Linked DNA regions of Homo sapiens: region 2 is linked to region 1. The links are chromatin contacts, found by Hi-C or POLR2A ChIA-PET in ENCODE. All regions are on one chromosome and are shown on one strand. Each heading gives the region's core, a stretch centred on a gene start or an enhancer-like site at or near the end of the contact. The rest is flanking DNA. Distances are from core to core; before and after follow the strand shown. Region 1 overlaps DIPK1A (divergent protein kinase domain 1A). Region 2 has its middle 33 kb from the start of DIPK1A.

What was found. A loop is a pair of places that touch in the nucleus more often than their neighbours do. ChIA-PET counts read pairs that join two places held with the same protein, here RNA polymerase II (POLR2A). Pooled maps may share reads with other maps.
Region 2: a loop to region 1 is called in a pooled map, with 2.1 times the contacts of the local background. The contact joins two enhancer-like sites. A Hi-C loop is called at or near these places in 4 of 50 pooled maps. POLR2A ChIA-PET finds 5 or more read pairs at or near these places in 5 of 52 experiments (CD4-positive, alpha-beta T cell, Caco-2, Panc1 and 2 more).

What each region holds. Positions count from the first base shown.
Region 1 is chr1:92,879,477-92,885,096 of GRCh38, reverse strand. The region is part of intron 1 of DIPK1A (divergent protein kinase domain 1A); the gene reads left to right. Among named protein-coding and RNA genes, the nearest start is that of SNORA66, 42 kb to the right of the region's middle. Within about 2 kb of position 2,081, at least 6 of the 41 ENCODE cell types and tissues checked have a DNase peak (open chromatin) inside an H3K27ac peak, as active enhancers do.
Region 2 is chr1:92,991,774-92,997,052 of GRCh38, reverse strand. No RefSeq gene overlaps it. Among named protein-coding and RNA genes, the nearest start is that of DIPK1A, 33 kb to the right of the region's middle. Within about 2 kb of position 1,437, at least 5 of the 41 ENCODE cell types and tissues checked have a DNase peak (open chromatin) inside an H3K27ac peak, as active enhancers do.

The DNA.
Region 1 (5,620 bases), core at 832-3,331:
TTTTTATGTATCAAGGGGAGATTATGTTTCAATATTTAATTACCATGTGTCTAGGAGTCACATGAATAAAGACTGGAAAGGAAGCTTCAGAAACCCGTAGCCTCTTTCACCAATCTCACAGAATATTAGCAATTAAAGTTAATTATTTTTTAAAACCCTTTACAGTAATAAAGTTTTATCTAAATTATAATCAGCCCCTGGATACTCCAAGAGTCTAAGCTGTGTTGAAAATTGTTATATTAATAAGCTTGTAAGTCCTTAGAAGTAACTACTCCAAGTAAATTTTGCCCTAAAATATGCTTTAGAATCTGAAGTATAAAAGGACCATGCATTCTCATCTCCAAGTTTAGGTAAAACAGAGTTAAACTTTATTTTTAGTAATTGAATCATTAGTGAGTTTAAGTGCCAATTAGGATTCCCATCAAAGATTTGTGTATGGCTATTGTATGTTTTAGTAAGCACTAGATCCAATGTGGCATGTTAGGCCTAATCAAAGGGAGAAATGGACACCTGATTTGCCCATTAATCTTAACTGAATCTTCAGTTAAGATTCTGATGCTGGAATCTTAACTGAAATAATAAGGTAATATGAATTCTATTATATCCATATCTCAAGGAGTTGTTTTTTTTTGTTTGTTTGTTTTAAGACAGGGTCTTGCTCTGTCACCTAGGTTAGAGTGCAGTGGTGTGAACATGGCTCACTGTAGCCTTGAACTCCTGGGCTTAAGCAATCCTCCTACCTCAGCCTCCTGTGTAGCTGGGATCACAGGCACGTGCCATCACACCCAGCTAATTTTTTATTTTTTATTTTTTGTAGAGATGGGGTCCCACTTTGTTGCCTGGGCTGGTCTCAAACTCCTGAGCTCAAGCAATCCTCAGCCTCCCAAAGTGCTGGGATTATAGGTGTGAGCCACCGCTCTTAATATCATGAACAATTTCTAATACTTTGGAGTTCTTTATCATGGAACTTTGTGTACACAGCAAAAGATTTGCTGATAGTTATTGAGCCCATCATATGGAATGAGAACTGTTTTCAGTCAACTTAGGCATAAATACATGTGACTACAAATACTATTAATGGATTCTAATAGCAACTTCCAGTTCTCCTCTAAGGCAGAAGGAAGAACCCTTAATTAGAATGGCTAAGAAAGCTGTCTATTCTGGTTGAGATGTCCCCAGTGCTTTTCTCCTTACCCCTAGACCCTGCTTTGCTGATCCTCTTCTGGGGTGGTAGCTAGTCTCCAAAGAAGACCCCTCAGTGAGCCATGCCTACTAGTAGTCATGCCCTTATGTGGTCCTCTCCTATATTAATTCTGAGCTGGCCATTTCTAACCAAAAGAATTCTACAGAAATGATGCAGCCTCCCCTTTGCTGTCTTGGAACACTCACTCTGAGCAAAGTCAGCCATCATGTAAGAAGTTCAATTACCTTGACACCACCAAACTTTGAAGAATCCCAGCTAGCCACATAAAGCTGTTCCAGCCACCTAAGTTGAGAGGTTGGACATGTGAATGAAGAAGCCATCTGTCTGCCCATCCAACCCACATAGTCCTTCAGATGGCTCCAGTCTTGATCACAAATGCATGAGAACCTTAAAGAGCTTAGCTTAGTCATCATCCCTCAGAACCATGAGAGACAAATAGATAGTTATTTTAAGCCTCCAAGTTTTTAGATGGTTTGTTATACAGCAATAGAAAATCAAAACACTTAGTTTTTTTACTTATCCTTGTCCTTCTGCACTGGGATGTTGAAGATCCCTATGATGAGTTCTTTTTACCTGCAATTGCAAATGCCAACATTCCTTTTATATATAGATTGCTAGTAGAGGTTGCATCTTCCTCCTATATGCTCTGTAAGATACTGGCTGTCTAATTGTTAATTAAAAGCCATCTGCATGCCTGCTTTTTTAACCCTAGAGATGCCTTTTATGTTTTCTTAGCCTTGAAGCTCTTTCAATATGTGCCTGGCCTGTGTTCTCTAAAGCAGCAGCAGCAAGGGAAAGGATTATAGTCTTCAGCTTTTGCCAGGAGAAGTCACTTCCTCAGTGGCTAAGACCTAGAATTGCACCCACCCCAGGGCATGTCTGTGACACTTCCTGTGTAAAATCTTTAGACTTCCTCCTGGCACAACCGAGTTAGAGCCAAAGCTGTTTAACATTCTAAGCCTAATATCACATCAGCATGTGGTTGAATTATATGTTTCCAAAGTCTCTTTCAAACATTCTAAGTCTGTGATTTTCAGGAACATTGTATATAATATGTGGGATACACAGAGTGTCTCCTGCGGTGACTGGCACAGAATGCAGCTCCATATTATGTGGATTTTTTTTCCTTACAGAAGTTGAAGAGAAAAGTATACATTTTTAAATCTTTATATTGTTTGTATATAAAAGTATAAAAATTGCTTACTGAAAAATCAGTGGAATACTCTACAGCAAAGAAAATGAACAAACTGGCTATATGTATCAGCATGGTTAAATCTCATAATGCTAAGAGAAGGATGCAAGTCGAAATAGAATATGCTTCTACTTGTGTAAAGTTCAAGCAATCAACATCAAACTCTGCATTATAGGGTTACATGATCAGTGGTTAAACTACTTAGAAAAGCACATAAACAAATGATTATCATGGTAGTCAAGAGCATGTTGGGAGGATAGGGGTCAGTGAGGGTGTTAGAAAATTCTGGGGGTTTTATTTATTTATTTTTTTGAGACGGAGTTTTGTTCTTGTCGCCCAGGCTGGAGTGCAATGGCACGATCTCAGCTCACTGCAACCTCTGCCTCCCTGGTTCAAGTGATTCTCCTGCCTCAGCCTCTCAAGTAGCTGGGATTACAGGCGCATGCCATCATGCCCAGCTAATTTTTGTATTTTTAATAGAGGTGGGGTTTCACCATGTTGGCCAGGCTGGCCTCGAACTCCTGACCTCAGGTGATCTGCCCACCTCGGCCTCCCAAAGTGCTGGGATTACAGGCATGAGCCACCACACCTGGCCAGAAAATTCTGTATTTTTACCCAAGTGGTAGTTATTTAGATATTTGCTTTATAATTATAATGTAAGCTATATTTATATATTTTAAGTAATTCTGTGTTAATATTTTACAGTTAAAAAGATTTTTAAAGCATCAAGAGACTTGTAGATCTTAGAGACATTTAAATATGTACATTAAACACATATATACAAATAGTTTTTTCTAACTAAAAAAGTAATACATATTTGTTATAGAAAATTAAGAGAAGAAAAATAAAAATTATCCATAATCCCACCACCTCTTGACATTTTGAGATAACAACCCTTAATGTTTTGTTTATTTCCTTGCAGTTTCTAAAGTTTTTTGGTGATTTCTCTTTCTAAAAGCCAAATTGGGAACATATCATACATGTGATTTTGAAAGCGAATTTTTTTTCACTTAATATATCACGAGCTATTGCTTTTACTTAGACACTTCTTTGAAATAGTGTTTTACCATTGAGCCTAGTCACAGGCTTGAGAGTCACCCCATGCAATGAATTCCCTAGTTGTTCTTGGCATTTTGTTTTGCGGTCAGCCTCTAAGCATGTGAAAATTATCTGCTTTTTATTGAAACTTTATTTCTAGAGTTTTCATAAAATCAAAACACAGAATATGCTCCTGCAAATAAAATCTTTAAACTTGAGATCAAAGAATAATTCAGATTCTTTCTATAAATCCTAAAATTCACCTCTTAAAAAGATTAAGAATGCTAAAACTCTGACCAGTAGACTCATAATGCCTTTTTTTTTTTTTTTTTTTTTGAGACAGAGTCCCCATTCTCAAAATTAAGAACATTTGTGTATGGAGTATTTAGGGGTAAAGTAAAAGGACTTTGTGCTTTACATGTTTATGAAAGATGCAGAGTATTAAAAATAGATAATAGAAGTAGCCTTTTTTTTTTTTTTTTTTTTTTTTGAGACCGAGTCTCGCTCTGTCACCCAGGCTGGAGTGCAGTGGCATGATCTCGGCTCACTACAACCTCCACCTCCCGGGTTCAAGCGATTCTCCTGCCTCAGCCTCCCGAGTAGCTGTGATTACAGGCTCCCGCCACCACACCCAGCTAATTTTATGGGTTTCAGTGTGTTGGCCAGGCTGGTCTCGAACTCCTGACCTCATGATCCGCCTGCCTCAGCCTCCCAAAGTGCTGAGATTACAAGCGTGAGCCACCGCGCCCCGCCAGAAGTAGTTTTTTTGTTTGTTTGTTTGTTTGTTTGTTTGGAGACGGAGTCTCGCTCTGTTGCCCAGGCTGGAGTGCAGTGATGCGATCTCAGCTCAAGGCAACCTCTGCCTCCCGAGTTCAAGCGATTCTCCTGTCCCAGCCTCCCAAGTGGCTGGGATTACAGGTGCACGCCACCACGCCCAGCCAATTTTTTTTGTATTTTTAGTAGAGACAGGGTTTCAGCATATTGGCCAGGATGGGCTCTATCCTTTGGCTCCATGATCCTCCCACCTCAGCCTCCCAAAGTGCTGGGATAACAGGCGTGAGCCACCGCGTGGCCAGAAGTAGTCTTAAATGGCTAAATTTTGGTTGTTGCCTCTTTCTGCCTATTTTTAAAACTTAATGTAAAGTTACAAACAAGATCAAAAATTTTCAGATTTGTTTTGAAATAAGTTATCACAATGAAATCAAACGATATTTTAAAAGAAGAAAAACTATTACTATTTTTTAGAGTAGAATTGGCATTTTGTGTCATCGTGGGCTTACAATAAAATATTGGCAATCATTTACTCTAGTGATAACTGCTTCTGTTATTTCCAGACAGATGTTATTATATTTTTAAAATTACTAATATTTTATGCATTAAAGGCTAATATAAGATAAAATGCTAATGTCATACAAATTTAGCTCTTTCAACCCCACAGTTTTTGTTTTCATTTTATTGTGTAACTGTAAGTTTCTCAAACACATTTTGGGCCTGATAATGCTTTGCTGTGGGGGGCTACATTGTACATTGCAGGATGTTTAGCAGCATCTCTGGCTGCTACCCCACAAGATTTCAGTAGCAGCCTCCAGTTGGGAAACCAAACATGTCTCCAGACATTGCCAAGTGTCCCCTGTGGGGCAAAACTAAGTCCATTTGAGAATCACTGCCATAGTGTATTTACAAAAATTCTTATCATGCTTTTCAGGAACAAAATTAGGAAAAAAGCAACATACCATTACTAGCTAGGCACACAATCTGCCGAACAAAAAACTGCTGGGCAGTCATTGTGAATAGTTCAGCATAAATAAAAAGGTCAGACTACATTTCTTAATCAAAGACTACATTATCTAGGTAATTGGTACAGAACAGACCACTAGAAACATTTTAGTGAGTGGCACACAGGGAAATTAAATTGGTTAATAGCTACAGATGTAATTTATGGCTCTTTCTTCAATCATTATTTTTAAATGTGAGGCTGCAGGATCTGCAGATATTAAAGGACGCATGAAGGTCCTTTTACTACTTTGTGTTACCCCCAAATCACAGCAATTCTCAATGGCATGCTGAAAGAAAAAGGTGTCTCACTCCTTTTATCATTTTGTCTACAACAGGTGATGCCCAGTGCCCTGCTGGGAACATCATCAATCTAACTTCCTCTCAAAAATGTTTGGCATTCTTTGTCATGA
Region 2 (5,279 bases), core at 188-2,687, 110 kb before region 1:
GGAAACCCCGAATATTAATCAGTTCCCATGCTTATGAATAGTAAACAGAATTAAAACTGCCTGATGAAATTAATTTATTAAAAACCTCTTTAATAGAGCAAAAAGAATTCCAAAAAGGAAAATATGTTGGCATTATATGCCTCTAAAAAAGTATTTTTTTTTCAATAAGGCCGATGGCAGAAAAAATATAGATAATTAATCAGAATAAATGTAGTTAAGAAAAACTATTTTGGCCAGGAGCTGTGGCACACACCTGTAATCCCAGAACTTTGGGAGGCCGAGGCAGGCAGATCACTTGAGGTCAGGAGTTTGAGACCAGCCTGGCCAACGTGGTGAAACCCAGTCTCTACTAAAAGTACAAAAATTAGCTGGGCATGGTGGCGTGCGCCTGTAATCCCAGCTACTCGGTGGGCAAGGCAGGAGAATCGCTTGAACCCGGGAGGTGGATGTTGCAGTGAGCCAAGATCACGCCATTGCACTCCAGCCTGGGGGACAGAGCGAGACTCCGTCTCAAAAACAAACAAACAAAAACAAACCCAGGAAGTGAAGAAAAACTCAGGCAAAGGTTTAGTAATAAATAATAAAAATGATTAAGTGACTGACAGTAAAGAAATTAAGTGGCCCTCATAAATGCATCCTGACTCAGGAAAAACACTCAATGATTCAGAAGCAATGGAGATAATACCATGATCTATAGACAAATCTGCTGGATGATGGGCACCTGGGGAAAGCAGGGAAGTACGTGCTATAAAATAGGCACCTGTGGCTTGTGACTGGCCTTGACAGCCTAGAGTCCTCCAGTTCGCCTATGCAAAGATCTCATTCCAGGCAGAGGATCTAGAAGTCACCAGGCTAAACTTGCTAATATCCTTGTACTTACCCCGACCCTTCCAGAGTGTCTGAGACTTGCACCTTCTTCCTTCCACAGCAATCCCAAAGCTTCTCCCAACCCCCATCCCTGGGACAGAAGAAATGACTAAGTAAAAAACACAAGACTTTAGCAAGCTCCTGATACAGCAGAGCCAAGAAATTATGCAAAATCTGAGTTTATCTATAATTACCTCAGAGAAGGTCATGGCTTTTGTTTGTCACAGGCTTCCCTTCCACCTGGTCTGGTTTTAATCCACAACATAATTCTCTAAGCAGCGAGCCTAACCTCCCAGAATACCACAGGGCTAAGGAAGGAGTCAAAACGCTCCACATGGATGGCAGAAGACACATTTGCTCAATTTGAGCCTGTGCACTAGGACAGGCTTAAAACTAAATCCTGGGTTTGAGCACCACTCACCAAAGTATTTTGCTTTGGCATGGTACTGGAGATTAAAGGTAGGAAAGATTACATGGTCACATCAGAAACAAAGTTTACTTTCCTGCCTATGCAGCAGTGGCTTGTTTGCCCAGTAATCTTACTTCCTTATTAAGCAATATTATGGTGGGGCAGGGAGAGGGCCGGAGACATTCTAGGAGACGGGAGCACAGCAGTAGACTGTTGAGAAGGGAGAGGCTATACCCACTCCCTCGCCTCTTATGCCTTTCCTCTAAACACATCTTCTCCATTCCTCAAGCAAAAGTAAGGTCCTCTCTCCTTTATGTGACCTCCCAGTCATGTCAACCCATTCCTCAATTTGATCATTCACTTAGTCACTCAAATGATTATTGAGTGCCCGCTATGCACTGTCTTATGATAGTTCCCTCCATGAATGCCTATGGCACTTACTCCTCATTGTGCTTGGTTATATCAATCAATCAGTCAGTATGCATTTCTCCATAACTGTGATGGTTACTGTGCTCATACTATGAGGTCTACGAAATTGCTCCTGTGAATCTACTTGGGAAGACATGATATGTCCACTTATCATTGAAAAATAAATGATAAATGCCAAACAAATGATGCAGACAGAAAGTGATATGGTTCAGGAAGAGGTTACTGTGGGCTAATGTGGCCAGTAAAGGAAGACTTTCTGGAGATGCTGTGGCGTTAGTAGTGATCAGATAAATGGAGAAGGGCATATAAAAAACAGTGTAAGAAAAGGCACAAAGACCTGCATTAAAAAGGCATGTTAGGAAACTGAGATATGACAAAACTGGCTTAGCTGCTCACCAGCTGAGAGCAACCCTAAATGCTACAATGCCAGCCTGAACACAATGTCCTGGTGAAAAGAAGCCAGATCCCCTTTTGCATTCCTTCTTACTGGGTCTCATAGCTTTTCCATCCTTCTATTCTACAGAGGGCACCCTGAGTCCCGGTTAGAAGCCAAGGTCCTGCTTTCCCACCTCATTCATGCCATCCCATTTCCCAGGAGCTGGGCCCTGATTCTTTCTGGGGACCTAAATTTTGAGTAGATTACCTTGAATAGCATCTCTGCATAGAATTTGGGGGGATGAGATACATGTTAAGACCAGTGAATCCAATAGACATATGAATAGCTTTATTCTCAAACTTCCAACCTGAGGTGATCCATCCACCTCGGCCTCTCAAAGTGTTGGGATTACAGGTGTGAGCCACCGCGCCCAGCAGCTTCACACCTTTTACTATAAAATAAGCTCCTTAATCAGAAACGATGTTTTATGGTATACCATGATGGTGAATGAAGCAGTAAGTAAATCTATAGATCATATTTCTCTCAGATGTATGGCGGGTAAGAAAGGCAGATTACCCAGAATGAATTTCTATTCCAATAAGAATAAATGACCAAATTGCTCTTCCTTAGTCAAAGAAGAGGACAATGTAATCAATCTGCCACCAGGTGGCAGTCTTTTCTTGCTGAGTATAGCAGTGAATTGAGGGCTCAAGGTCAGGCTGGCATTCAAGCAATGGCAGTAGCTAGATTAGCTTTGCTGAGGTGAGGCCCATATTAAGTCCATAAATAATTGTGCAAGTACAGAAGTGTTTGGGGAAAAAATATGAGAGTCATAAAATGGGTAATCTTGTCCACTGGTTATTCAGAACGTCTCAACCGCAAAGGCTATTTGACTGTCATTCACATGAGACACAAATATTCTTACACTCTGGGATCATTCCGAGATATTCATTCACATACATTTCCCCTAAATCTCCAGCTACCAATCCCTTGGTGTTCTGTTCTTTCTTCCAAGTTTTTGAACATGTGACCTTACACTTAGCCCCTGCCCTTGAAAGTGCATAGATCTGCATCTCAGTCCACCTTTTTCAGCAAATGGACCATGACATGCAGTGATCAAAGTTATGCTCAGTGGGAGGATTTACATTCTTTATTGTCTTTCAGACATCTAAGTTGGACAGCTGTTGTGGTTCAATTTTGACTGGTAACACCACACCATGGAGAGTCATCTGTTATCCAGGCTTGAATCCCTTCTTCCTTTCTCAACTGATCACAGGGAACTTCCCGTTAGGATACAGTTGTGGGCTGAGTGTGAAAAGCATAGGCATACTGTGAGTGAGGGTCACCTGCTTAACTAATTAGAGTCTTCAGAAGCTGCTTAAACCTGAGCTTATGTATGCCAATTCTGCTTAATGATGAACTGCTCTGGGCTTTCCAAATTTATGGTTTGGTGTCTCAGACAAGTCCCAGTTAAAATGGGCAACTCACTTCATATGAGGTATCCCGTGGTCAGGTAGAGGTGGCTGGATGCCTTGGTAAGATATGTGGATTCCAGAATTGGTCAATACACTCCATGAAGTTTCAGGGCCCAGCTACTTCAGTGTGGTTTTTAGGAGTCCAGTGGTGAGAGACTTGCTGGAATAACCTCTCCAAAGTAAAAGACAAGTTGTGGCGTCTTCCACCTTAACCCAAAGAAGAAAGCACAGAGCCTGGAAGTCTCTTTAGATTCTGATGCAACATATCCCATACTTAGGAATATTGCACCTGCCCATATACTGGGTGACATGGAAGGCTGACAGCTTTGAGGGGGCTTGAAGAAACAAAGGGCACTCCATCAGGTCCAGACTGTGGTATAAGCAGACCCCTACTCAGGTCACATGATCCAGCAGGCCCTATGGTGTTGGAGGTATCAGTGGTGGCAAAAGATGCAGTGAGGGGCTTATGGAGAACTCCAGTGAGAGAATCACAAGGCTGACCCCTGGGATTCTGGAGAAAGGTCATGCCACCCACAGCAGAAAATTACATACCCTTTGAAAAACAGTTCTTGTCAAGTTGTTGTCTTGTCGAGTTGCAGAAGGCAAGTTACTCTGGTAGAGGCAGAATGTTTGACTATTGAACATCAAATGACCCATGCATTCAGAACTTATTCCCATTGTAATCAGGGTTCTGTCCATAACATCAAGTTAAAAAGTTAGATGGGCCCAGTAGCAATCCATCGGTTGATGAAAATGGTATATCCAGATATATCCAGAATCAAGTCCAAGTAGGACCGGAAGGTACAAGCCAGCTCTATGGGCAAATAGCTCAGGCCCTCGTGTCACCTATTACAGTTGCACTAGTTCCTCTCCCATGGCTTATACCAATGGCCTTGTGAAAGGTCTCTTATGATGAGTTAAAGTGGAAGGAAAAGCCCAAGATTCGTTTATAGATAGGTCGTCTCAAGTGCATACTAAAAATGAGTGGTGACTGCATTATCGCCACATTCAGAGGTGTTCCTTAATGACAGTGGAAAGGAAAAATCTTCCCCAAGGACAGAGCTGGGAATCTGCTTTGGTGGAAGGAAAAATGGCCTACATATAAATTCCTGGGTTGTGGCCAATGGCTTGGCTGTCTGGTTAAAGGCCTGGAATGCAGAGGACTGGAAGACCAGAGACAAAGGAAATCTGGGTAGAGGAAGTGGATGGACATGTGAGAGTAGGCACAAAGTATGAAGACTGTTGTATCACATGTCTACCAGAAAGTATCCACCAGACATTTAACAACCAAGCAGACACAATGGCTCTGCCAATTGATATTAGTCAGACTGCATCACTGGCAATCCCAGAGCTGAGATAATGGGCACATGAGTGGGGTGACCATATGGCAGAGGTGGAGACCACATATGAGCCCAACAGCATGGACTCAGAGCAAAGCCAATCTAGTTATCTCTGAATGTTCAACTTGTCGGCAACAGAGACCATCACTAAGTCTTCAACATATTATTTCTCAAGGAAAACATCCTGGATATTAGAACTCTCCTATTCTGAAAGGGTTAGTGGTTCACTTTCACAAGGATAATGCCTATTCCAGGTATGGGTTTGCCTTTCCTACCCACAGAGCCTCAGCCAGGACTGCTATCTAGGGGCTTATAGAATGCTTGATCCACAGGCATGGAATCCCACACAGCATAACATCTGGCCAAGTGACCTGCTTTGAAGC